Linked DNA regions of Mus musculus: region 2 is linked to region 1. The links are chromatin contacts, found by Hi-C or POLR2A ChIA-PET in ENCODE. All regions are on one chromosome and are shown on one strand. Each heading gives the region's core, a stretch centred on a gene start or an enhancer-like site at or near the end of the contact. The rest is flanking DNA. Distances are from core to core; before and after follow the strand shown. Region 1 has its middle 12 kb from the start of Gm19510. Region 2 overlaps Gm36819 (a long non-coding RNA gene).

Region 1 (5,647 bases), core at 2,298-4,797:
TAAAAAGTCTCCATCTTCTCTCTTTCTCTCTCTGCTAGGATTGGACCTTTCTTCCCAAACATGGTTTCTTACAGGCATTGATCACTTTTAAATTACAAGATCCTTGGCTCCAGCATATTCCTGTCACAGAAAGGCACTCACACTCAATGAATGAAGCCACACTACTGCCCCTTGCCCTTAGGTCAGAAATTGCCCATCAGTCATGAAGGTGTGAGCACACCCAGGTACTGTGATCCACTGCACACTGACACTGGTAAGCAACCGAGAAATCTTTCATACTGAAAAAAAAATCTTTCATACTGTTTTTCTTTTTTAAGACTGAATAACAAATCACTTAAAATATAGCAGCTTCAAACAAGATCTAGTGTTCTTCCAAACGTTTTTTTTTCTGTGTGTGTGGTAGTCACAGCTAGTTGGTTAGCTGTCCTCAGCTAGAGGTTACCTGGGGTGGACATAGCCAAGATGTCTGGTTATCTCCAGACTCAGTCTCCCCAGATACCCTCCCATCATTATAGTGAAATCCAAGCTTCTCCACAGCTTGAGGGATGGATTCTAAGATGGGGAGAGAGCTGCCCAACCTCCTGGAGCCAGCTCAGTCATTCTAGAACACTGTTTCTGCAAAGTTTATTTGGGCCAAGTAGGTCTTAAGATTCAAAGGGAGAGAAAAAAGAGTCCCCGTCCCCCCCCCCCCCCCCCCGCTTGTGAGGTAAGGAACAGATATGTGCCAGATATGTGCACAGAGACCGGACAGGCTGTTGGTGACTAGAGGAGAGACTACCACAAAGATGCCAGCAGGATCCTCAGAGTATCCTCATTTGCATGAGGATAGCTGCTGAGGTTTGGTTGTGGTTTGCCTACCAGCAAGATGGGTTTACTTCCCAGGTAGTGGAAACCACAGGGTGCCAATGCTAAAGCTGTGGTTATGTCCTGGTTTTGACCAGGCCATTGCTTAACCTCTTGCTTTGTCCTCCAGGTGATGCCGCAAAGCAGTAGAGAGTTGAGATGACCAGTGTAGGGAGCACCACCAGTGGGTGGCAGGACCAGGGGTGCTGTTGCCCCATGATTGAGGAGATGATTATTGTGCAAAAAATATGCAGATTTTCCACCTAAATTATGGGATGATTCACAGAGTCTTCCTGGACCGCCATCCCTTTGTTTGGCTTATGTGGACAACAATGTCTACTTTATGCAAGAGAAGAGATAGTGGCAAGCTGCATCACGTTAGAGTCAGACCACCACAGTTTGCACCCTTGTGCTTCAGCCGTGTCGCTTTCTAACCATATTCTTCTTTGAAAAACAGCTAATTGCTCTGATTTTCTGTTAAGGAGAGAAAATAATATTCAGTGTCTATAGAGTCATACAAATTTGATGTGTTTAAAAGGAACGAGGCATCTGTCCTTTTTAAAATATTGTTTTAACACTGGATGTGTGATTCACATGTGGCCAGTAGCTTAAGTTTTCAGCAGCCCTTATTAGAACACTCAAATGGGCCTGTGCTACCTAGAGGCTAGCACATTCTTTATGCAAATGGTGGCTATTGTTTCTGGGAAAATGGGTTCTTTGCTCATTTCTCCCCTTGTCATATTTGCACTGGAGGAACGATGGAGCAAACACCTCAGTTGTTTCTCCCTTTAGCTGCTCTTCTGAAAGCAACAAATGTCTAAAGTTGCTTCCAGTTTGTTATTTGCTGCGGGCGGAGAGACTCTCTGTCAAGTGGTGATATAGGCTTTGTCCTCCTTCCCTGATTTGTGGCTTCACTCCCTGCTCCCACATGAACACCGGGGAAGAGTGCACCTTGTTCTTTGTCTCCAGTTCATCTCTCTTTAGACAGATGAGCATCGGATCCCAATGAGATTGGAGCCTCACTCCAACAGCTACTGGCTGTCATGATGTTAGTTCAGCTCTCATCTGTATCCTGGAAATAGCAGCAGTGTCTGCCTACATATTGAGCAATTAAATGAGGTAATATTAACCAGAAGAGTTTACGTGGCGCCTGGTGTATAGCAAGGGGCAACTATAGTGAGCAGGTTGAAGCAATTAGTAGGCACATTCAAATTCAAAGACCCAGTTAAAAAGCTGCTTTCTTCTAGGAAGACTTCCCAAGCTGCTTCCGGTGAAAACCGAGCACTTTCTTCCCACTCTCTCTCTACCATTTTTGTAGATTTTTCTATTTTCACACTGGATTGGTCCTCACTGTGAGCTCAGAGTTTGTGCCTCTGGTCTGTACCAGGTCTAGACACAGAGTAGAGCTAGCGTCTGTCTCACTGTTTACTAGTGTGACCAGGGCACCTCCTCTCACCAAGCTTGCAGATGCCCTTTGTGACTCTTTTGCCCCTATAAGGAGCTTAGACGATTCTTTAGTTTGACTTCACTTGTAGTGGTGACTCTTGGGGCTGGAGAGAGACTTTGGTCACTATCATGGAGTCGTGTCTCCTTCTGAAGTTCGGAGGTCAGAGCTCAGAGCTTCGGTTCCTTAGCAGAGTGCAGTAGGCTCACTCTCACCATTGTTGGGATTAGCCAGGAGCACTGGTGTTAAAGCAGATAGTAGGCTCCCCCAGTCAGGGTTGCTTTCCTCTGGCTCTGCCTCCAAGCAGTTTCCTAGCCTTGAAGTTCACTACAAGCGCTGCAGGCACTCTTTTAGGAGGTCCTCGCTACAGACGTGATGTGCACACTTAGTCTTTTCAGTCTAAGGGTTGCCTACTGGGTGTACCACAATTCAGTTAGCATCCCGAGAAGGGTAGGTGTGAAACCAATGCTCCCCTTCTCCACTGGAAATCACAGTGTGTTCTTATCTAGAAATTCCACAGAGATGCTCCCCACCGTGGTCCGAGGACAGGAGGAAAACCATCTGTGAGCAGTGAAAATTGATCCAGTCTCAGAGCTCCTGACATCCTCTTGGATCCTGGGAAAAGCTGAGAAAAAGAATCCGGAAGACTAGCTCTTTCAGGGCTCAATGGGGGTGGGGGTGGGGGTGGGCACTGGCTGCAGTCAGGAATTTGACTTTGGAGCCCTGCATCAAAGAAACTATGCTGTGTCAACAGTGATGCTCGATGTCAGTGAGAATTCATGACAGAGTGGTAGAGAAAACTCATGGCAGCTGTAAATCTAGTCACACACCAGTCCCTTCTGGCCTGGTGCCTTCAAGGGGGGGGGTGTTAGGGGATGGCGGGGGTGGGGGTGGGGTGGGGGGGGATGGCGGGGGACTCGGTTTGGCTTTTATTTGGCTTTCCACAGGGCTTCGGAATAATTTGCTGGGTAGTGAGGAAACCTCTCCGCAGTGCATTCTGAGCTTACTGCGTCCATGCAGGCAGGTGCTTGGGGAGATTAATTAGGAAAATAAGTGGAATGTGATTGCAGTTGGGCTCCGAGTTTACGGAGCACTTGGTACCAGGGAGACTAATCACCCCAGAGGGCATTGTGAAATTCCGAGGAGATGCAGGCTTCATTAGCTTTTGTTTGGAGGATTACAGGATGGATGGCTCATCAGAGGGGAGGAGATGGTGATTCCTGGACGTGGAGGTGGCTGCAGCGAGGAACAGGCATGCCTGGGGTCTAGTCAGAAGGCCGCGAGCCCGGGTCATAATTCTGTGGAGCGACGCAATGGGAAAAGATGACAAATGGAAGAGCTGAAGTGACTCACTGAGGGGTTTGAAGTGTAACTCTTGGCTACCTCCGTTTTCTCTGGCTGTGGCTGGGAGGGGACTGGGCTGTCAGAAAGGGCTGTGTTCTTTCTCCAGGGCTCTACAGGCTCAAAGATGGGCCTCTGGTCTGTGCTCGCCAGTGGTGCTATCAGCCTTTCAAACTCCGTATCCACTGGCCGTTCTAAAAAAAAAAAAAAAAAAAAAAGCCAACGCGGCAGCTCCGGGTGGCCAGGATTGCGACACCAAATGTGTTTGTTCCCCATGTTTGTGAAATACCTCAGAGGCACTGTCCCAGTGCCACCTGACTAGTTTTCTGATTGCCACACGGCCCTGGCTCCATCTGGCAATACTCAACTGCGGCTGACTTGATTTTGAGATGTTTGTGGCCTTAGCCCTCGCTCTGCCTGCCCAAGTAAAGTGGGCTTTTTACCTTCCCAGCTTTGAATACCATTTGATGGGTTTGGAATTAGCTCTGCGGGCCTGTGGTGAGCATTGTGGCCGTGGATGGCTTACTCAATCTCTCTGGGCCCTAGCCACTTCCACTGCGTGCTGATAACAATTCCTACCGTGTATGATTGTGAACTACATGTGTGACACCCAGACAGGAGGTCAGGACCTCAGGTCACTAGCAAACTTCCTGCCCTTCACAACCCGCCCCCCCACCCCCCCAATCCCAAGTTGCCGAAAGCAAAGCTGACCTCCCTGATCTTCAAGTTGTTTAAATTCAAACGTACTTTTAATTTTTGCAAATGTATGGTTGTCAAATTTTGCCTGAAAGCAGGCAGTAATTGAAAGCAGTCTGGTTAATAGATACCTTAATGGGAGCCCAGAAACCCCTGAGATGGACTCAAGAATTGCTTTAAGTTCTTAGTAGCACTGCCCTAAAGGGACAAATCCAATAATTATTGAGCTTCTATTATGTGTCATGAACAAAGAAAGTAGTATTGCATGTAATTTTCATTTTAAAAAATTTCCTTAACCTTAAGCAGATAGCGTTACTTTAAAGTACTTAGTTACTTAAAGTACTTAGTACTTACTAAATATTAACTGAACGACCTTTATGTGGTAAGCATTGTTCTATAAAGAACATGCAAGAAACCTGACAGCCAGCCTGGAGACATGACTTACTGAAGGTCACATGAAGCTGTTCCATGGCGGTCCCGATACCATTCTAACCCTTTTAAGTCTTAGCCTAGGATGCTTAGGCACAGATGCAGGCATGCATATATGGGCACCCATAAAACACAGCATACGAACATGTTCATGCATAAAAGCACACCCACAATCACATGCACACACACACATGTACACACACACACACACATATATCATGTCAACATACACATGCTCACATACTAGAACAGCACAGCAAGCAATTGCATCTATATTCCGTTCTCACACATCTGCAAGGACACATGTGCTTGCACACGTTCATATGCACATTCTGCACATCAGAGTATCAAATTTCTGAGAACTCTGGCTCCCAGAAACAGCAGCCTTTACAGATGCAGCCAATGTTTTATCCTCTGTTCCTCTCTTCTTCCTCTTTCCATCCTTCTTTTTCTTCGTCCACCCCTCTTCTACCACTTTTCTTTCTTTCCCCTTTCAATTTCTTCGTCCCCCCAACTTCATTCTGTAGCCATATGTCTCTTCCTACCTTTCTAGCTATGACATTTTAGCTCATTTGCAGCCTCTGCCCTGCCCCACCCCCTCCCACCCCCATGGCTCATCAGAACAATCAAGCACAAAATTGAGACTCTTCGAGGCCACTAGGAGTTGAGTCTGCATGGCACACTGTACCTTGGCTAGGCTTCCCCCTATGCAGATGTGCTGACCCCTGGGAACCCCTCCTCTGTGCCTTCGCCCAGAGTGTATTCATGGTCAAGTCTGGTTGTTGAAGTTGAGAGTCCCCAGCCTGGCCCCAACCTGCTCTGCTCTCTCATACATGTGCCAAGTGCCTGTGAAGACTTCTTCCAACTGTTTCATCATGCCTCGGGGTGGGGATG
Region 2 (5,647 bases), core at 2,264-4,763, 44 kb after region 1:
GTGGTTCCTGGTGGCCTGCATCCCGGGACCACAGTCATGCAATATAGCTTACACCTATACCTATATCATATCGATTATTATGTATGTACACATAAATGTACATGCACACAATTTTTATTATGTAGAGTGTATATTTTCAAAGTCTCTTATGTGCTACTGTTTGTATATGGTCCCCAGGTAGGTTCTTGAAGAACATCCTCAGCTATTCATGAACTTCAGCAGTGGTGTGAAATTTGGGCTAGCACACATCTATGCTCCTGGGGATGTAGAGCAAGGCTTCTCATTTTAGTTCATACTGTAAAAACACTTTTTCAACTCACTTTTTCAGTGAATGTGAGATAAATTTCATACAGCCTGAGACAGCGCTGTTGCCTGTGAAATCAGCGTGAACGCATCCAGTCTATTAAGTAAGATGCTGCTCACAAAAACACATAAAATAAGGATGCGTTTGGACGGTTGATGAAATGATACGAGCAGAAGCTATGAAAAGCCTAACCCTCTGTTTCCCCTCGGAGCAATGGTTTAATAACTAAAATATCCATGGCAGTTCTATGGAACAAAACTACCATGAGAAATAGTTGACGGCACTTGTACTTTTCAATGTGTGTCCTTGGATGCTCATAACTGCGTGGATATGTATATTGATGGGTCTTCTCTCTAAGCTGGCATGGAGTGTATAACAAGCATGCTTAGCTGGTTAACTCACACTTTCAAGAGATGAGTGAACCTCCCAGCACAGGGAATCGTGAGAAGCTTTCCTAGTTCTCATTAGTCACAGAGCAAGCCTCACTCTCAGTTCAGCCATCCCTCTGCTGCCTATGTTTGAGCAAATGCCCTGAACTTTTCCTTGGCTGATGCGGACACACTTGACTTTAAAACCCTCACAAACCCTGTTTAAATACAAGCTTACAACCTGCAGAGATGGATGCCACGCTGTGTCCCCTTGTGGCATCACAAGACTCACGAGAAACTTTAAATCAGAGAGGGTGGCTCCCCTCTGCCATATCTGTGATGCAGTTGACCATTTCTTGCATTTGATGGGTGAGTTTGGCTTTTGTGGTAGAGGTGGCGATGGTACACTGTTCAGTGGGTCTTCTTCGGGACCCCTTTGTGAGAACACCAGAACTGAGGTCCCGTAATGGCTCTGGGTGAGGACGTGAGGAAGTCTGGGGCTGAGCCTTGGCCTCTGCAGGCTGAGGCAAGAGGCAAGCTCTGCTCTTTGCATCTGTGTTCTGGTTAGCCTTCTCCCTGAGGTCATGCCAAGCCTCTCCAGTGCATTTCTGAGAAATGTACCAGGAGCCAGAAAGCCCCCTCAGAATTTCACTGGGTTAGGGAGGGAGAAATAACCTCTTAGGTTACCAGGGCGATGACCATACAGAGCCCAAGAGAGTGGCTTCTTTGACCTTGCTGGGGACAGGTGGTTCTGGAGGGGAGCATCTGGGTGTTCTCTGGCTTCTGTCGCTGAGGGCAGACTCCTAACAGGCCTTGGTTGGTCAGTGGAGCGAGAGGGAGCACTGAGGCTGAAGAAACCAGAGGTTGGCAGTCATCCCACATAAACACGCTCTGTCGCTATGAATTATTTCCACGGTCTGTGGACGCTGGGCAGAATCTTCGACAGGCTCATTAATAAGAACCCAGAGGGTCTTGCTCTGGTGGCCCAGATTCCTTGGGGTTGGGGGTGCATGGAAGAGTGGGTGGGACATTTCCTTTTCCTCAGAGTCCCTCCCTCCCCCCACAGATTAGAAATTTGGTGTGCTTTCCTTCCCCAGGAGCATTTTTAGAGCGCTGCAGTCTCCTTGGGAAGAGGCTCTTGAAGGCTGTGTTTCACACATGGTCTCAGTGTCCTGACAGAGCAGATCCGTTTCCCAAGCTTCTCCATGGATACCCTGTCTTCTGCCCCCGACCTCTGTATCACATGCCTTCTCTGTTTGAACTCTTTGTTAGCATCCTTGAAAAAAAAAAAGTCATGTGTCATGCTCTCTGCAGTTTCCACTCCCCAGGGAAGGCTTGGGGCTTATTCCTTGCGCTACCATGGCTCTGTGTAGTAACTTGTGACCTGCAACCTAGCCATTCCCCAAGAGAGCTTGCGTTTCTTCAAACGCAATGCAAGGATCATGGCAATTCATTCCTTAAAAGCTTTGTGTTGGGACAAATACAACCCCAGCCTCACGCAGGCCTGGGGCTGGTGAGTCACATGACAGAAGCCAGCTCTTTATGATTTTTAAAAATATACTGTGGTTCTCATTTTCACACCATTGAAACTACTTGTTGTCTAGGACCCACTCTCTTGAGACTGGCTCATTGGAGTAGAGGACCCTGTCCTTCTGTCTGGCTCTGCCATCCTGGGTAAGTCTCCTTCACAGACTCAGTTTCCCCATCTGCTGATGGTGGTACTCAGCTCTCTACAGAGATCAAGTGATCACAACCAAAGAACACTTGGGATGTGAATGTGAGGAATGGTGTACAATGGTCTTTTGCCTTAATTTTCTAGCGTTTGAGTCTTCTTTACCCTGGATGGCTCTGTGCATCCTTCTTAGCAGCAGGATCTCTGGCCTGAAGGCCAGCCAAGCCTCCAGGACCTCTCATCTGTTGAACACTGAGCAGGCAGCCATGTGCCCAGAGGTGCTCAGTATATGAAGAGTAAACTGCACGGTAAAAGCCATGCATTTACAGAGCATGGTCATGCCACAGAAGCTGGATATGGAAAGATGGCAGCTCTATATGCATATGTAAGGTCAAAGCCCACAAAAGGCCTAGCAAAGGGCAGGGTGATCGTAATGCAGCCGCTGCATTATTCATTCAGAAAGGCAACCGTTGCTCTCTGGCTTTGGGAGACGAGGGGGAGAGTAAACAGACATGGGTCCTTGAAGGGACACAGTTGAACAGCTTAGGGACTGACCTGACTGGGGCAACAGGGAATAAAAGAAAGCAGGCACAAAGGCACAGGCGCAGGAAAGCTGGGACCAGGTGGGTCATGTGCTCTGATAGAACTCAGCAGTTCATTTCATACACCCGTACTAAGGAGCTGGGTTGGCTGTCCACAGCTGAACAAGTGTGTAGTATGCAGCTGAAGGAGGAGGGCAGACTTAACTAGTCTTGGTGGGGGTCTCTATGGGGAGCAGTCTCGGGCTGTGAACACACGGGAGGAGGAAGCTGCCCTGGACATTTTCTGCCAGTATCCAATATCCATGCACCAGGGAAAGGCTTTCTAATTCCCGTGAGTCTGAGGCATTGGTGGCATTGACGTGACCACTTTCGTGGCCCTTTTCCTGTCACCAACAAACATTCACTCAGGACTTTATTCACTCCCCGCAGTACCAGGCATATACGAGCAGAAGCATCCTGTCACAGAGTGACGTCATCTTTCTGGAGTCATCTCCTCTTCCCTCGTCGTCCCACTCATTCCTCTCCTGTGCTGACCACATTCTGGGGAAGGCCTGGAAGAAATGGAAGCCATCCTTCACGAGTCCCCCACCAGGTGCTTGGCACGGTGCTCTGCATCTGATGTGAAGTTCGCACTAAGTCCGGGACTGTAATTCTCCTTTTGCTGACAGTGAAAGAGTCCTCAGGAAAGCAGGGTGCCTTTGCGCAAGGCCAACCAGCAAGAAACAGGACCTGGATGACAGAGCCAGCTGCCTCCCCATATGAGGGCACTGGGAGAAGCGGGGTAGGCAAGGAAGGAAGCGGAGTCATTCACTGCCTCAGGCAACAAGCAATAGATTTCCCTAGATCCCGTCTGCTAGGCACTTAGATGCTTGGAAGCTGAGGCTGCAGAAACTGGCTTCTTTCTGACTCAGAGGTGCCATCTTCAGGCCAGCGGAAGTGTTGCAAACAGGAACAAGCACCTGCCCCTCTGCTCTCCACTAGACAGGCACCACCAGATGCTGGCTGGGGAAGGGACCTTCCATCTTAAAATATTCCAGAGTGAGGCAGAGGGATGGACTAGCTCAGAGTTACAGAGTTAGAGATGGCAGAACAGGAGCTGCACCCCTATGACCCCGTCAGTGACCCCTCACTTTCCAGACTCTCTTTCATCATCTTTCATCATGCATCCTCACTTTCTTCCCACTCTCCTCTTCCTCTTTCTTCTTCCCCTTCTTCCTCCCCTCCATCCGACAGCTGTTATTGAGCACTTTGTAGGTTTTGGGCATAGTCTCCCGCCTGGGATAGGAAGTCTGGGTGCGGGAAAGTCTGCTCTCAGGGATCGTTGTTGAATTGATTAGTTGACATCGTAACTTTCCAACTATAGCTGAGATGCATAGAGCAAGTCTTACCACATTTCAGGCCCTCCATAGAGGCTTCGTCTCACTGACTTCTCACAGAATAGAAGATTCAGCCGTGGGGCAGTTTGGGAGCATGCTCAGTAGGACCCAGTAAGTTGTGGAGCCGTGACTCAAAACCCAGATCCTTTCTACCTCAGAACCAGAGATGTCAACTGCAGTGTTGTATGTCTTCTCTAAAGGATAACCCAGGAAGCAGGCATGTTCTCATAACATTTTGTTCTCTACAATATTTGCTTGTTCTGGGTCTGAGCGAGGTGAAGGCCATCTTCTCCAGTTCCTTGCTTCTGAATTCTGAGGATTTTTATTGAGGTATTGTTAGGTCCTGGTTACTGAGCAAGGTATCAGGCACAGGGAAGGGACTGACTCAGAGAGAATCATGACGTGTAGATGGCAGTGTTACAGAATCAATTAGCAATCATGTCTTTGTAGAAGCACTCCACATCACTGGGAAGGATCCAGTTACATTGTCTGGTAGAAGTGGCCCTCCTCTCCCAGTTGTGTAGTGAATTACCTGAGTGACCAGACATACAGTCCCTGACTCAAGTCTCCTAGAAACACAGGCCAAATTCAAAGAGCTGAGAGACAAAATGGTCACATGAGCCTTTACAGGGCAGCTGAGGGGCCTGGGAATCCTAAGATAAAGACGGGTTTCTGGTCCCCTCAACAGGGGCCATCATCAAGTTTTGAGGAAATGAGCCTCTGTGTTCTGATACCATTTTAGTTTCCATTTCTTCATTAGCTACAAGCTTGCATTTCTCTTAAGTTCACAGGAATCCTGCCTTTGTTCTTCCTTTTTATGGGGAAGGTCTAGCTTCTCCTATGTGTGTGGATGTGCTCATGAGCACGCACGATTGGCTCCTGAAAGTAGAACTCACCAGCTTATAGGTGTCATATCCGAAGCCAGAAGATGAAGTGTGACCATCAGAAGCCACTTAAGGAATTTCTCCACCAAAGCTACAGTGACATCCTTAGACAAGGAAGCCCCATCATGTGCACGTGTCTTAGGCAGAGGGCAGTGCAGCACAGAGATGCGCTTTAACACTTCTCCTCCCTGCCTTTGCTCTGGATAGCATATCTTCACTTCCCAAGAACAGTGTGTGTGTGTCTGTATATGAACATGTACACAGATTTTATGTGCTTAGTGCAAACACACATACCTCAGAGGAATGGATTTCCTAACAGTTCTGCCAGGGCTACAACGGGGGAGGGGACTCTCTAATGCCCTCGAAATTTCCAAGATTCTTTTCTCTTTCAAAAATAACAACTCTTTTAAGATTTCATTTTTCTCTGCCCTGAATAGAACGACAACGTAACAAAAATTGTAACATCGAAGGGAGACAACCTTGGACCCAAGTCTCTGTCCT

Evidence for each region. A loop is a pair of places that touch in the nucleus more often than their neighbours do. ChIA-PET counts read pairs that join two places held with the same protein, here RNA polymerase II (POLR2A).
Region 2: POLR2A ChIA-PET joins it to region 1 with 55 read pairs in Patski. The contact joins two enhancer-like sites. A Hi-C loop is called at or near these places in 1 of 37 maps with a recorded cell type or tissue (Patski). POLR2A ChIA-PET finds 5 or more read pairs at or near these places in 2 of 5 experiments (Patski and embryonic stem cell).

The regions. Positions count from the first base shown.
Region 1 is chr15:59,780,529-59,786,175 of GRCm38, forward strand. No RefSeq gene overlaps it. Among named protein-coding and RNA genes, the nearest start is that of Gm19510, 12 kb to the right of the region's middle. Within about 2 kb of position 3,548, at least 2 of the 3 ENCODE cell types and tissues checked have a DNase peak (open chromatin) inside an H3K27ac peak, as active enhancers do.
Region 2 is chr15:59,824,846-59,830,492 of GRCm38, forward strand. It overlaps Gm36819 (a long non-coding RNA gene), which reads left to right. Exons shown (of 3, transcript XR_384128.2): 2 at 2,277-2,346; 3 at 3,316-5,647. Among named protein-coding and RNA genes, the nearest start is that of Gm36819, 4.3 kb to the left of the region's middle. Within about 2 kb of position 3,514, at least 1 of the 3 ENCODE cell types and tissues checked has a DNase peak (open chromatin) inside an H3K27ac peak, as active enhancers do.